5 separate regions of the Homo sapiens genome follow, and regions 1, 2, 3 and 4 are each linked to region 5. The links are chromatin contacts, found by Hi-C or POLR2A ChIA-PET in ENCODE. All regions are on one chromosome and are shown on one strand. The core of a region is the stretch at or near the end of the contact, and the rest is flanking DNA. Distances in the headings are between cores, read along the strand shown.

Region 1 (2,700 bases), core at 101-2,600, 1.6 Mb after region 5:
CCCTCCGAAAGCATAAGCAGTAAGATCCAGCCCTTTGTAAAAGGTACAAAGGAGAAAATTATCTAAAAGAGGCACAACCCTTTATCTCTACCTGTGTCTGCTTCCCTCTATATTAGCCACTAGTCTTTTAGATGTAAGGGGTAGAGACTAAAACCAGCTGAAGTGATAAATGAAATGTATTGACTTATATAACCAAGAGGTCTAGAGGTGATCTAACTTCAGGCCTGGCTGAGTCTAGGATTTCAAATTATAAGGACTATTAATTTTTTGTCACCTCTTAGTTCTATAGGTACCTGGGTCCATTGGCTTCACTCAGATTTTGTCCATATGACCCAAAGATGATCACCAATTGTCCCTGGCTTATACTATCCTTAAAGAGAAAAGAGAGAACCTTCTCTCCCCACCACATCATTCAGTCCATATCAGTCCCTGAAGAGGATTCTGCTGAGGTCACATGCCCCAGTGTTCTATATCCAGGAGGATGGGGTATTCTGGTCGGTCAAGTGGAGTCATGTGCCCACAGTAATCAGCAGATGTGGGGGAAGGACATTTCCCAGAAGGAAGGCTTGAAGCACAGCCATCCCAAACAGCCCCCAACTCCATCTAGCTAGAATACTTTTCTAAACTCCTCAATAGAAGGCTGTTTTAACATCCATGGCCAGGCGCAGTGGCTCATGCCGGGCCTGGTGGCTCACGTCTGTAATCCCAGCACTTTGGGAGGCCAAGGCAGGTGGATCACTTCAGGCCAGGAGTTCGAGACCAACCTGGGCAACATGGTGAAACCCAGTCTTTATGAAAAATACAAAAATTAGCCAGGCGTGGTGGCGAGCACCTGTAATCCCAGCTGCTCTATAGGCTGAGGCATGAGAATTGCTTGACCCTGGGAGGCAGAGGTTGCAGTGAGCTGAGATCGCGCCACTGCACTCCAGCCTGGGTGACAAAGCGAGACTCCGTCTCAGAAAAAAAAAAGAAAAAGCCATGGTGTTTTGGTGTACATTTAGTAGGGGAAAGGAACACTGTGGGTTTGATGCCATGGTGGGCATTGAGGACAGGGGTCAAGGGTCAGGGGTCATCCTCTCAGGACTCTTTGCACTTCATGGTGGACCACTAGATGATGAAGACAATCTACACAGACATTGCAATTTAGATTTTTTTAAATCAAAGGGTCACTCAACTGTACCACCTCCCCAACTTGCCCTCCTTACCTCCCCAGCTAGTAACGAGAGACACACCTGTGAGACAGAAAAAGAAGGTCTCTTGACGCAGATTATGTAATTACATCAGCCATGTTTATTCTTTCATACTCTCAGTTCCCTAATTTCCTTTTCTCTTCATTGGGGTAAAAACCAAAAAGACAGAAAGTAGAGGGACCGCAGCCATATTATTCATAATTCCTCTGTGATAACTCCATGATGCCCCTTATTTTTAAGTGAGGGGGTTTTCTGACAGCTGGCTTTTTAAATTCATCTACTAGACAGTTTAAATTTAATGACCAATTTCTTTTTAATAATCTTAGCAGGCCCCCCTAGAGTTTCAGCCATTTAAACAGAACATAACAGAAATTTCCAAAGAAATAAAAGGTGATTTCTTTATACAGCTTCTCACATTCAAACACATTTGCATACATGGCCCATCTGAAAAGCTAGAACTAATGAAATTATGAATGAGATTCTCATTTTTCTATTCTCAGAATCCTCTCCCTCCTGGCATCTTTCAAAACTCTAATCTGAAATTATTCCCTCCAGGAAGTTATCCTTGATTAATCACTCCCAACTCTAATTATGTATTTCTTCATTATATAAACAAGAGCTGTGGATACAGTTCCAGTTAGGTTCACCTTCTCTCGTTCATATATGGATTTAAAGTTTCCTGAGTCTTGGGATGTGAGTGTGTTCTTGGGCAGGGATGTCTTCTGTCTCTGTGTAGCCATTCCTTCCCTCTACCCTCATCCCCAGGACTGCTTTAAGCAAAGACAAAAGAGGAACTTATTTACTGGTGTAATAAAAAATCCTGGGCCCTGCAAATTGCCAGAACTGAAGTGAAATTTGAGCTCTGCTGATACTAGCGGTATGGGGGAAAAGTTAATTTTTTTAAAGCTTGATTTTCTTACGTGAAAAAATGATAAATTCTTTAGAGCTCTTGTGATAAGATATGTATTCAAAAACACTTAAGGATGCTTGTAGATCTTTTTAAAAGTATTTGTTTCCTTAGTGATATGATTGCAGAAGCTACTGAGTCCATGAAATATATTTTTCATCTGTTGTTGACATCTGAAATTCTTTTCCAGAAGACAAAAGCCATTTATGCCAAATTAGAAATAAGATTGAGGCCAGGCACAGTGGCTCACACCTATAATCTCAACACTTTGGGAGGCTGAGGCAGGTGGATGACTTGAGCCCAGGAGGTCGAGACCACCGTGGGCAACATGGCAAAGCCCTGTCTCTACCAAAAAAAAAAAAAAAGTACAAAAATCAGCTGGGTGTAGCCTGTGGTCCCAGCTACTTGAGGTGGGAGGATTGCTTGATCCTGGGAGGCAAAGGTTGCAGTGAACCAAAATCATGCCACTGCACTCTAGCCTGGATGACAGAGTGAGACCTTGTCTCAAAAAAAAAAGAAAAAGAAAAAGAAATAAGGTTGAAATTGCAAATAATCTTGGCGTAAGTAACAATGAACTTAAATACATTCACTCTGCCAGGCATG
Region 2 (2,700 bases), core at 27-2,526, 1.6 Mb after region 5:
GAACAATTTGACTCTAGAAAACAAGTGTATTTACCCCCTCCTCTGGTCCTACTTTTTCTCCCCCACCGACCTTATACTTTTGCTGATGTCAATCTTAACTGCAGGACTGGGAGTCTCATGAGGCAATAACACGGTCAAATTAATTTTGCCAGTGCTGATCCTAACCTACAAACTCCATCTGCAATTCCTCGCAGTAAGTCTGACCATAAAAGTGAAATTCACGTTACTTATGATCTAATAAACCTATTGCCTGGGTAGAAATAAATCACTTATAGAATAATAATGCCCACCAAATTTCCTGCAGTCCTTTCAAATCTCCAAGTGCCATGAGGGGTATTCCTCTCCAAAATAAAGTTATCTTGACGGGGGTGGGAGAGTCAGCATCTTGAAGGGTGGGGAAGAAGGAATGGAGAGCATCTCACACGCTCGCCAAAAATTAAAAATTAAAAATTCAGCCTTTACACACGCACACACATACACACACCTCTTGTCTGACTGTACAGAGATAGTCGACAAGCTTTCAGGTTTGCCCACTTTTATTGTGCTAATAATGCTAAGTGTGGAAACCCCCACCTCGTGCTGTTCTGTGTAAGTGTACCGCAACTGCAGGGTGCTCGCCTCCACTGCCAACTGATGATACACTAAAGAAAGCCCGTTTTTTATCCAGATGTAAAATGAAGCTGCACCCCTCCTATACCTGCCGGAAACTACATCTCTCTGCACACACCCTGGGGTAATACGCACTGCACCCGGCGAGTTACCTGGAATACGTTTACTAAATCGACAGGAAGAAGGAAAGATCAATGCGATTCAAGTGCTGACGGTTGTACTCGTGAAGGAAAAAAACAAATGCAAGCCGGGAAGTCCCCAGTGGTGCCTGCACCTAGGAGGCGACTGCAACGGATGGATGCGGGGGTGAGGAAGTGCAGGGAGAGGAAAAAACTGGAGGGAGGCGGGTTGCAAAACTGCTCACCTGTCCGTACACCTTGATGGGCTCGGGCTGCAGGGCAGCGCTCCGTTTCCTCCGGAGCGGCTTCTCGTCCGCGCGGCTCGCCCCCCTGGCATCCCCGCGCGCCCACAGCCGCAGCTCGCGCGGGTCGCCCTGCACCACGAGGAAGCCCCGGTCCTGGGGCAAGGGCGCGCTGCCGCCGTGCAGCCTCTGCGTCCAGACTTCGCAGAGAGCTCCGGGCGGCAGCAGTGCGACCAGGGTGAATAGGAACGGGAGTCGCGACTCCCTCCTGCTGCTCCGTGTCGCCATGTTCGGGCGAACGCTACTGCAGGTGGCGCCGCCGCCAGGAGAGAATGTGCAGCGCGAGGCCAGGAGAGCCGCTGGGCCGGGACCGCGCGCGCCGCTCCCGGGGCTCCAGGCCGCCCGCGCCGCTCCGGGCCGCCCCGCTGCGCCCGCCGCCGCTGCCGCCAGGTCCCGCTCGGTTCGGCGCGGCGCCGTCACGTGTGAGGCTCGCAGCGCGTCCCTTTCGCGCACTTTCTGCGCTCGGCGGCCTCGGCGGCGACTCCGGCCCCTCCCTGGCGCGGGGATGGGGAAGTTAAGGCAGCGAGCGCCGGTGGGGGTGCGTCCCTTCCCTGGCGGGCACACCTCCTTGTTCTCCCTGCAGGAATGAAGAGTTGCATGGGGCTCGCTCGTTTTCTCTGGAGTTAGTTGCGTCCTATACAGGGTCGTGTCGAGGTCGTCCTAAACCGTGGCCACTTTCCTGAGTGCACAGCCCGCAGTAGCGCCACAAGACCACCTCCCCCCGGCCCCGGCCTCATCCCCACCTCCAGGGAAGAGTCCAGAGCCACAGAATTAGCTCCTAGAACGCAACCAACAAGAGTCCAGATGAACCCGCTCTATTGGGAAACTCACAGTTTTTCATCTACTCTGGGCACCACAACGTATTTGCAGGGGCCACAGCAAAAACTACCCTTGATCAAGCTACGTGCCCCAGCCTGAAGCACAGCAAATAAACATCCTGCACAGAGGCAGTAAAAACAAGGGTACATCTGACAAAGAATGCACCACACCTGGACAATTATTACACAGCTATACAGGGTGTGCTTGCACGCACGCATGAATACCTGTGCGTGGCACAGGGCCCCAGCGGCGGCTTGCTTATGATCCCTCCAAGGTGACCAAGCACTGAGCCACCCTGCCTCAGCAGTAAAATAGACATATTTACCAGTCCCTTCAACCCACAGCCAGGAGCTAGGCAAACACCCACAGAGGAGGGAGGACACACTTTAACCCTACATTCAGCTTGACGAGCCAAACTCTCTGAACCACAGGAGATAAAACTTCTGCCATGGAACTGCTAAGGTACGCCCAAGGAAAATATTTTTTTTGCAGGTTAGTGGGAGCAGCCAAAGTCTATGTACTACTGCAACCTTTCCTATTTCATTTTATGTTTCACTGCCCTCTGAACTCAGATCCTGGTTTTTGATAAGAATAAAGACACAGCAAGCAGGGCTGAAAGGGAGACTACCTTTATAGTTGCATACAAGCTGCTGTTCAGGGGAAGGAAGGGATGGTCAGTTCAATTTTCTAAAAACATTCCTCATCTCCGACAAGCCACGGTAGCCCGATTCCTACCCCGGCCCACTCTAGTACTTTTCAGGTAGCTTAGCAAAGCCCCCTCCTCTACCTAGGACTACCACTGACAACCTGCCAGAGTCAGGCCAGCTTGCCTCATCTCCCTGAAGCCAGTA
Region 3 (2,725 bases), core at 37-2,536, 1.6 Mb after region 5:
CTGTCCTCTCTTCTCCCAACACTAGCAATAACATCCCTCTGCAGCATCCAATTCCAAGCCTTTTACATGAGTTTGAACTCCAAACAAAGGTATAAAACCCCTTTAGTTGGGTGATTTTTTAGAATCAGTCTTATTCCTTTATGCAGTAATGCCTCTTAGACACTGTATTTTATTGTTCACCATTATGTATTTGTCTGAGCTTCCTAGACACAGTATAGATGCCTCGGAAGGCCATGTCTTAGATTTCATTTTACCCTATAGTATTCCTAGCTGAAGAGATACTTTCTGCATTGGATCTGTGGGGCAATTCAAGAAGCTAATCCAAAATGAAAACATAGAATGACCAGGCCAAACTACCTTGGAGAAGAACTTCTGAGCCAGTGATCCCCCAAGAATCCCCACACAGCAGCTCAGAGGACAACTTATCTGCTCCAGGTCTCCTAACATTCTCAAGAACACCAAGGCCATGGGAACCATTCAGCAAATGGAAAAAATAAATGGTAAAGTCGGGAAGATAGTCTTGTAGTGAGAATACAGAGTGATGACTCAAGGAAAAGCAGAAGGCCTCAGTTAGGTAACTGCCCTTATACAATCCCATATGCATGATGGCTCTCAGAATAATGAAGGTAATCGTGTCAAATTCCTTCAGAGATATACTGTCAAGAGCATATTCCCCCCACCCCTCCCAAAAAGGAAAATAAGAAACAGAAAAACAAGAACCTCTTTTGCCAGATGTAGTGGGTCACACCTGTAATCCCAACACTTTGGGAGGCTGAGGCCAGGGTAGGGAGGGGGACCATTTGAACCCAAGAGTTCAAGACCAGCCTGGGCAACATAGTGAGACTCCACCTCTACAAAAAATAAATTTAAAAAAATTAGCCAGGTATGCTGGCGTACACCTGTAGCCCCAGCTACTCAGGAGGCTGAGGTGGGTGGATTGAAGCCTGGAAGTTTGAGGCTGGGTGAGCCATGATTGTGCCACTGCACTCCAGCCTGGGCAACAGAGCAATACCCTGTCTTGAAAAAACAAAGAAAAAAGAGCTTCTTTTTACAATGGGAGCAAGACTTGAGTTTTGCCCTACAATCTGGATTCTTAGGGCAACGGAGAAACCAGCAGCTTTGGTCCTAGTGTGGGAGAACACTATTCTTCATTATCAGATCCTCTGTGTGCATGTGTGGGCGGGTGGTGGCATGTTCTCTTCTTTTCCACAATTAGAAGTACTGATTAAAGTACTTCCTCTAGCCAGAGGATATGCAAATTAAAATGAGGCTGCTTGGTATTTTTAAAACGGCAGAGAGGAAGGAACCTTTATTGAGCTATTTTGAGACCCAGCTCACCTCTATTATTCCTTCCTAGCCAAAAGCAGCAGCCAACACCTAGAGATAGAAAGAACTGTGACTTTCATCCCAATTTTCTTCCGTAATCCATATTTGGACCTCCCATTTCTGCAAGCTGCTCCACCTACAAGTTCTCATACTTTGCAATCACTTAGACTTCCAATGTCTTACGCTCACTGACACCTACTTTCTATTGTCTTTGTCCTCATTGAGAAATTCCAATCCTTGCTCTATCTCTGAGCAGTCACCAGCCTCACCTGGCCTCACCTGAAATCCCTCAATGATGCTCCACAGGGTATCTTTGAGTCCCCTCAGCCCCCTCCAGGTCTTCCACTGTTCTGTCTTGCCAATCTCAAGCTCCGGACCATGTAAATTTTTAGCTTTCCCACTCCTGCTGCTCCCAACTCGCCAAGCATTGTTGAACAAATGTATATCATTATTCTGAGAGACTAGATTACGCTTTCACTTATTATGGGGAAACCTAGGGGGAGAAATCCCACAAATAGCCTAAAATCCCCTAACCGACATGTCATTAGCTTCAATGAGATAAACCAGTCCTTTCTCCCAGGATATCTGTATATCTACACAGAGGCAGAAGGTACAATATGATTTTAGAACTTAAAATTTCTAAATTGTATGTTCCCTTATCTAGTAATTCTGCTGGTTTGCCCTCTTAATTTATAGTTTCTTAAGCAGATAAAAGAACAATTTTTCCCCTTAAAATTCAAATAAAGCAGAAGAAAGTTCTAATGGTTCTCCTTGAGCAGAGGGTGTCCTTGGATGAGACTGTGGTTATAATTTCACTAAGATCCCACAACTTTTGCTCAAGGAAAATAACAAAAGGGTCAGAAACAGCTACCCTCTGTGGAAACATAAACAGAATCTATGGGTGTCTGATGATGGTCAGCTGTAAGGCTCCTCAACATACCAGCTCCATCTTTACCTCTATTACTAAGGAAGCAATACCAACTAAAAGACATTTCACTTTACATGGAGAACTAAAAGAAACAAAGGCAGTATCTACATCTTCTGGGACCATTACACTTAATGAGGACTAAAATTACAAGTAAAAGTCTAAAAACAAATGAAAAACTAGGAGATAGAAATATAAATACACACACATACGATCTATCTCATATCACAGCCAAAGGGCTAATCTCGAATATATAAAGAGCTCCTTGAAACCAACAATGAAAAGACTAATAATCAAATAGAAAACAGGCATGAGATCAGGCACGGTGGCTCACACCTGTAATCTCAGCACTTTGGGAGGCCAAGGTGGGTGGATCACCTAAGGTTGGGAGTTCAAGACCAGCCTGGCCAACATGGTGAAACTTCATATCTACTAAAAATACAAAAATTAGCCAGGCATGGTGGTGGGTGCCTG
Region 4 (2,777 bases), core at 83-2,582, 1.5 Mb after region 5:
TTTCATCACATGACATCAGTGGTTCCCAACTGCTTCTCCGATAAAGTCCACAAAGCCCTTGCTGTCCTGGGCGCTGCCCACTCATCTAACTTCACCTTGGCCCCTGTGCCCATGCCCATTCTCCATAACTCAAACCAGTTTCCTGGCCATGCCAGCTTCCCCACATGCTGCTCCCTTGCCTGTGAATTGATTCCCTCCACCTCTGCTTGGTTCACCCCAGACACTCTCCAGAGCTCTTTGCTAGGGCCTGCCCAAGTTTGCTTTGGGTGCCCATCCTACATGCATATGACACTTCCGCATCGCAGTGCCCGTCACTCTACTGTAACTGCCTATTTTTCTGACTCCTACTTCAGACTGTGAACTCCGTTTCTGCCTTGATCGGCAATATATATGCAGGCCCAGCACAGAGCCTGGAACACAGGGTGTATAGCAACTGCTTGTTGAGTGAGTGCATGACTGACAAAAGGGCAAATCATCTCCTTATAAGATAATGTCGAAGCTATTAAAAATTAAGTGAAGAAAAGATAGTGAAAATTCATGGTTAATAAACTATCTGTTATTTGTGGTTGTTTGGTTTTAACTTCTGCTAACCACAGTCTTATACTTTAGAAGTCAGATCTTAAAAATTATACAGCCTAAAGATGACACTTACATGGCATGTACACCAATGGCCCCACACTGTAGGCCAAGCTATGCATTACTAACCAATGAAAACAATCTCTCTTGAGCCTGGTAGGTAGCCAACATCAACCAACTGGAGTAAATACTCATTTCCCATCCCTAAAAAGGCTGAATATTGAATTTCCAAATCAAAGAATATCACCTGTTTACTCGCCCCAAGTCACCAGCTTTATTACAGAGCCACAGCCAAGATTAGAGCCCAGATTGCCAAATCAATTCAGTTTCAGCCATGTGACGTTTATTTATAAATCTCTTGTAACGAGTGGTACTTCTGGGGTGGTTAAAAAAATATTATGTATATAATATTAATCCTATATATCTAATATCTACCTGTGTATGGAAATATGTTTTCTCTGTCATCTAAGCCCCATCAACTTAGATGGGCATCACCAATCATGGGTGGCCCTCGCCCTAGACCTTAGGCCCTCAGCCTGGGAAGAGCCAACCAGGCTTCTGAGTAATGGTAAGTGCTTAACGTCCAATCCAGAAGACTCACGGCAGTTTCTCTCATCGCTCATGTCTCCACAGTCGTTGTCAAAGTCACACCACCAAATGCTGTTGATACAGTTCCCGTTGCTGCAGCGATACTGGTTGCGAAGACAGGTGTTCTCTACCCATCAGAGTGCGGCAGGGGAGGAAATGAAACCAATATTATTCTTACTGCTGGACCACAGGTCTTTCTCTTTTGAGTTTCCCTCCCTTTAGTAACTATCGGGGGAAATTCAGCCAGATATCGGGTGAAATTCACCCCCGATATTTCACATAGGTTCTTTTCTATTTTCCCTAAGTGTCGGCCGGTCTGAGAAATAAAGGGACAGCGTAAAAAAAGAGAGAAATTTTAAAGCTGGGTGTCTGGGGAGACATCACATGTCGGCAGGTTCCGTGATGCCCCCTGAGCCGTAAAACCACCAAGTTTTTATTAGTGATTTCAAAAGGGGAGGGAGTGTACGAATAAGGTGTGGGTCACAGAGATCATGTGCTTCACAAGGTAATAGAATATCACAAGGCAAATGGAGGCAGGGCAAGATCACAGGACCACAGGACGGGGCGAAATTAAAATTGCTAATGAAGTTTTGGGCACGCATTGTCACTGATAACATCTTATCAGGAGACAGAGTTTGAGAGCAGACAACCAGTCTGACCAAAATTTATTAGGCAGGAATTTCCTCATCCTAATAAGCCTAGGAGCACTACAGGAGACTGGGGTTTATTTCATCCCTACAGCTTCGACCATAAAAGATGGCCGCCCCTCGAAGCGGCCATTTTAGAAGCCTACCCTCAGGGACGCATTCTCTTTCTCAGGGATGTTCCTTGCTGGGAAAAAGAATTCAGCGATATTTCTCCCATTTCCTTTTGAAAGAAGAGAAATGTGGCTCTGTTCCGCCCGGCTCACCGGCAGTCAGAGTTTAAGGTTATCTGTCTTGTTCCCTGAACATTGCTGTTATCCTGTTCTTTTTTCAAGGTGCCCAGATTTCATATTGTTCAAACACACATGCTCTACAATTTGTGCAGTTAATGCAATCATCACAGGGTCCTGAGGCGACATACATCCTCCTCAGCTTACGAAGATGACGGGATTAAGAGATTAAAGTAAAGACAGGCATAGGAAATCACAAGGGTATTGATTGGGGAAGTGATAAGTGTCCGTGAAATCTTCACAATTTATGTTCAGAGACTGCAGTAAAGACAGGCATAAGAAATTATAAAAGTATTAATTTGGGGAACTAATAAATGTCCATAAAATCTTCACAATCCACGTTCTTCTGCCATGGCTTCAGCTGGTCCCTCCGTTCGGGGTCCCGGACTTCCCACAACAAGTAACATGATGGTAAAGGGGGAGGAGGAATGCCAAGCACACGTGTCTACAGGGAAGGAAATGTCCCATACTAGCCTCTTGCTTTCCTCTTTTAGTTAAAATCAAAAGAGAGGAGGAGGCTGGAAGAAATATTTAGAAGCAGATACAATGCTTTAAGAAGGATAACCACAATACCAGTTGAGTCTATTGGGTAGTGAATACAGTACATCAACATTATAAAATACTAATTACACACAGAACTCCTTAATGGACTGTGTCTACACAGAATTAAAACATACAG
Region 5 (2,700 bases), core at 77-2,576:
ACATTGCACAATTCAAAATTCTAGGCACCATTGTTTTGTGCACCAGCTCAGTCACGTTTTCAAAGCGTCGGTATGGTCTGTCGTTTAATTTTTGATGAAAGTCAAACCAGGAAAGATATCACCTCATGTTACTGAAAATACAAACGTTCAGAAAGTCTAAATCAAGGACGCACGGCTACTGGAACCTATGATTCCTAATGCCTGGTTCACCTAACCAAGAACACACTCGCCACCATTTAAACCTGTTTATTTTATAAACAACGGGGAAATGTAGGGCTTGGGCTAGTTGGGGAAGGACTGAGCCAAGAAGCCGAATCTGTTCTAGACGGAGGTGGGAAGGGGCCTAACGGTCAGGGCTCAGAGAAGCGGTTTCGCCTTCTTTTCCGCGGAGGGATCCAGACACGACCGCGTCCTGAGGCGGTTCTGAAAAGCCGGGCCCCTTAAACCTCTGCGTCGGGGGCTGCCTCCCGACAGTTGCCGTAGGGAAATGCAGGTGCTGGGAGGCCTGCCGAGCTAACCCGCCCCACCCCGCGGCGGCCTGGCGGCTCCCTCCAATCCCAATCCTGGGGGGCCGTGAGCGAGCAGCCCTAGTGGCACCCTGAAGCCGGAACCTTCGCCCCAGCCCCTCGGGGTCAGCCCTTGTCCAAAGCCACGCTATGAAATACAGATTCGCGAAACCCGGGGCACTTAGAGGCCCGTCTGGAACACGAAGGTGGGGCATGGAAAGGAGGATTCGGACGTGGGTGGGGGAGGGGAGCAACAACCTTCGCAGCCATTTTGTCCTCGCTCCACTTCCGTCTTCTCCTGCCCGGCTCCCGCGCCCAAACCCCTCCCTTCAGGCCCCGCGCGATTCCGCCCCCAGTTCTGTGCCGGCCAAGATCCCGGCTAGCGCCGCTATCATTGGTTAGTTCCAAGTTTGCCCGCCCCTCTTCCTCCTCCTTTTTCCGCCCCCTCCCTCCCGCGGAAGCTGGGGGCGCATGCGTAGAGGTGGACGCTCCCCTCCCCCGCCCGGGGTAACTGAGGACTCCCGCGCGCGGACTCGCTGCGCCCCACCCTCCCTTTCCCCGGGGCCGTCCGGAGAGCGGGGGCGAGCTTGAAAGTTCCAGAACGCTGCGGTGAGTGCGTTATCGTGAGGCGGAGCGCGGTGGGGTGGGTGCGGAAGGGGGCGAGGCCCGAGGAGTGGAGCCGGGCTTGTGATTGGGTCTTGTAAGGGCAGCCGGGCGTCTATTGGCCGGGGAAGCCGTAATGGCAGGCAGCAGGGGCGGGCCCCTTCTGGAAGGTTCTAAGATAGGGTATAAGAGGCAGGGTGGCGGGCGGAAACCGGTCTCATTGAACTCGCCTGCAGCTCTTGGGTTTTTTGTGGCTTCCTTCGTTATTGGAGCCAGGCCTACACCCCAGGTAAAACCTCTGCTCAAGAGTTGGGTTGTGGGTCTGGGAGCGTGCAGCCTCCACACAGGCCTGTTGGGCTTGCTGAGGCTTGGGGGTTCTGAGAATCTCGTCGAGGCGAGTGTGCGGCTCCTTCTACCGGCTTAAAGGGCCTCAGTTTTCGGTGGGATGGCAGCGGTATTTGGTTGCAGCCGGCAGGACGGAAATGTAGGGAGTGGGCCGCAGTGGCCCCAGGGGAGGCTGGGAGACGCCCGGCGGCCGCGTGGCGGGGGAGGGTTGCTGCATCGGTTTGCCTGGCGCGCGGGGAAGTGGAGCCAGCGTTTTCTTTCACCCAGTTCCCTGCTTAGTCCAGTCCCACCGTGGTTCTTCAGAGCTGTTCTTGGCGTGCTTCCAGTATGGGGGTACATTCCGGAGTAGTTAAAAGCCCGTTGACTCCCGGGGGCACTGGCACCTGGCGAGGGAGGGGAACAGACAGTGCTCAGTTCGGGGTAAGACCACGTGTTGAGCAACGCCCCACGCCGTCTGGGTAGATGGGTCCTTCATCTAGGGCGTGCTCTGCTGCGGTTGGCACGGCAACCTGGACTGCAGCACTAGTTCTGGACCTCGCGCGTGCTTAGACAGGAGGTGATGGGCACTATTACCTCTTGGCAGTGGCCATACGTTTTTCCTGGTTAAGTGTTCTGTTAAGGGATGAGGGAAATATTTTGATTAATTGAATTTTTAAACCAGATTTTTCTTTTTTTCAGCAACCATGTCCAAGGGACCTGCAGTTGGTATTGATCTTGGCACCACCTACTCTTGTGTGGGTGTTTTCCAGCACGGAAAAGTCGAGATAATTGCCAATGATCAGGGAAACCGAACCACTCCAAGCTATGTCGCCTTTACGGACACTGAACGGTTGATCGGTGATGCCGCAAAGAATCAAGTTGCAATGAACCCCACCAACACAGTTTTTGGTGAGTTCCTAATTTTAAATGACAGAACAAATATAACAGGGCTAGGAAGCACAAAAGTTTATGAAACGTGAGGAGGGAACTTTTTGATTTTAGAAAAACTGAGCTGAGAGACTTGTTATCAAGTCTGTTATAAAACAGGTTGTAGAAACCTTTCAGGCTGAAATCTGGATAACGTAGGAGGTTGAAGTTTGAACCTTTGCTACCTATATGGTAGTTGAATTCACCTACCTATGAACTGTTAGGTATTTGAGTAATCATGGACTTGAGTTTTATCAGAAGAGCTATGAAATTGAAAGTGTTTTCATTTGACACCTTTTACAGATGCCAAACGTCTGATTGGACGCAGATTTGATGATGC

What was found. Hi-C counts contacts between places; a loop is a spot of excess contacts on that map. ChIA-PET counts read pairs that join two places held with the same protein, here RNA polymerase II (POLR2A). Pooled maps may share reads with other maps.
Region 1: a map with no recorded cell type shows a loop between it and region 5 (8-fold over the local background). The contact joins the enhancer-like site here to the promoter of HSPA8 in region 5. A Hi-C loop is called at or near these places in 5 of 37 single-sample maps with no recorded cell type and 2 of 50 pooled maps. POLR2A ChIA-PET finds 5 or more read pairs at or near these places in 2 of 52 experiments (GM10248 and activated CD4-positive, alpha-beta T cell).
Region 2: a pooled map shows a loop between it and region 5 (11-fold over the local background). The contact joins the promoter of SORL1 here to the promoter of HSPA8 in region 5. A Hi-C loop is called at or near these places in 1 of 168 maps with a recorded cell type or tissue (naive thymus-derived CD4-positive, alpha-beta T cell), 12 of 37 single-sample maps with no recorded cell type and 16 of 50 pooled maps. POLR2A ChIA-PET finds 5 or more read pairs at or near these places in 6 of 52 experiments (BJ, CD4-positive, alpha-beta T cell, CD4-positive, alpha-beta memory T cell and 3 more).
Region 3: a pooled map shows a loop between it and region 5 (4-fold over the local background). The contact joins the enhancer-like site here to the promoter of HSPA8 in region 5. A Hi-C loop is called at or near these places in 1 of 37 single-sample maps with no recorded cell type and 4 of 50 pooled maps. POLR2A ChIA-PET finds 5 or more read pairs at or near these places in 2 of 52 experiments (activated CD8-positive, alpha-beta memory T cell and activated T-cell).
Region 4: a pooled map shows a loop between it and region 5 (7-fold over the local background). The contact joins the enhancer-like site here to the promoter of HSPA8 in region 5. A Hi-C loop is called at or near these places in 7 of 37 single-sample maps with no recorded cell type and 4 of 50 pooled maps.

What each region holds. Positions count from the first base shown.
Region 1 is chr11:121,429,046-121,431,745 of GRCh38, reverse strand. No RefSeq gene overlaps it. Among named protein-coding and RNA genes, the nearest start is that of SORL1, 22 kb to the left of the region's middle. RefSeq lists enhancers at 1,186-1,255, 1,326-1,455. Within about 2 kb of position 1,350, at least 4 of the 41 ENCODE cell types and tissues checked have a DNase peak (open chromatin) inside an H3K27ac peak, as active enhancers do.
Region 2 is chr11:121,450,890-121,453,589 of GRCh38, reverse strand. SORL1 (sortilin related receptor 1) reads right to left here and starts at 1,276. Exons shown (of 48, transcript NM_003105.6): 1 at 974-1,276. The coding sequence starts at 1,258. SORL1-AS1 (SORL1 antisense RNA 1) reads left to right here and starts at 623. Exons shown (of 3, transcript NR_183636.1): 1 at 623-915. RefSeq lists enhancers at 440-489, 510-579, 620-669, 680-869, 2,260-2,319 and silencers at 1,160-1,209, 1,340-1,389.
Region 3 is chr11:121,493,397-121,496,121 of GRCh38, reverse strand. All of the region lies in intron 5 of SORL1 (sortilin related receptor 1), which reads right to left. Among named protein-coding and RNA genes, the nearest start is that of SORL1-AS1, 42 kb to the right of the region's middle. Within about 2 kb of position 1,286, at least 5 of the 41 ENCODE cell types and tissues checked have a DNase peak (open chromatin) inside an H3K27ac peak, as active enhancers do.
Region 4 is chr11:121,568,671-121,571,447 of GRCh38, reverse strand. It overlaps SORL1 (sortilin related receptor 1), which reads right to left. Exons shown (of 48, transcript NM_003105.6): 23 at 1,178-1,291. Among named protein-coding and RNA genes, the nearest start is that of SORL1-AS1, 120 kb to the right of the region's middle. RefSeq lists enhancers at 1-202, 203-704, 1,165-1,334, 1,445-1,494. Within about 2 kb of position 1,332, at least 3 of the 41 ENCODE cell types and tissues checked have a DNase peak (open chromatin) inside an H3K27ac peak, as active enhancers do.
Region 5 is chr11:123,060,762-123,063,461 of GRCh38, reverse strand. HSPA8 (heat shock protein family A (Hsp70) member 8) reads left to right here and starts at 1,326. Exons shown (of 9, transcript NM_006597.6): 1 at 1,326-1,398; 2 at 2,133-2,342; 3 at 2,664-2,700. The coding sequence starts at 2,138. It overlaps LOC124902775 (a long non-coding RNA gene), which reads right to left and starts at 800. Exons shown (of 2, transcript XR_007062927.1): 1 at 1-800. RefSeq lists enhancers at 578-847, 1,408-1,577 and a silencer at 868-1,257.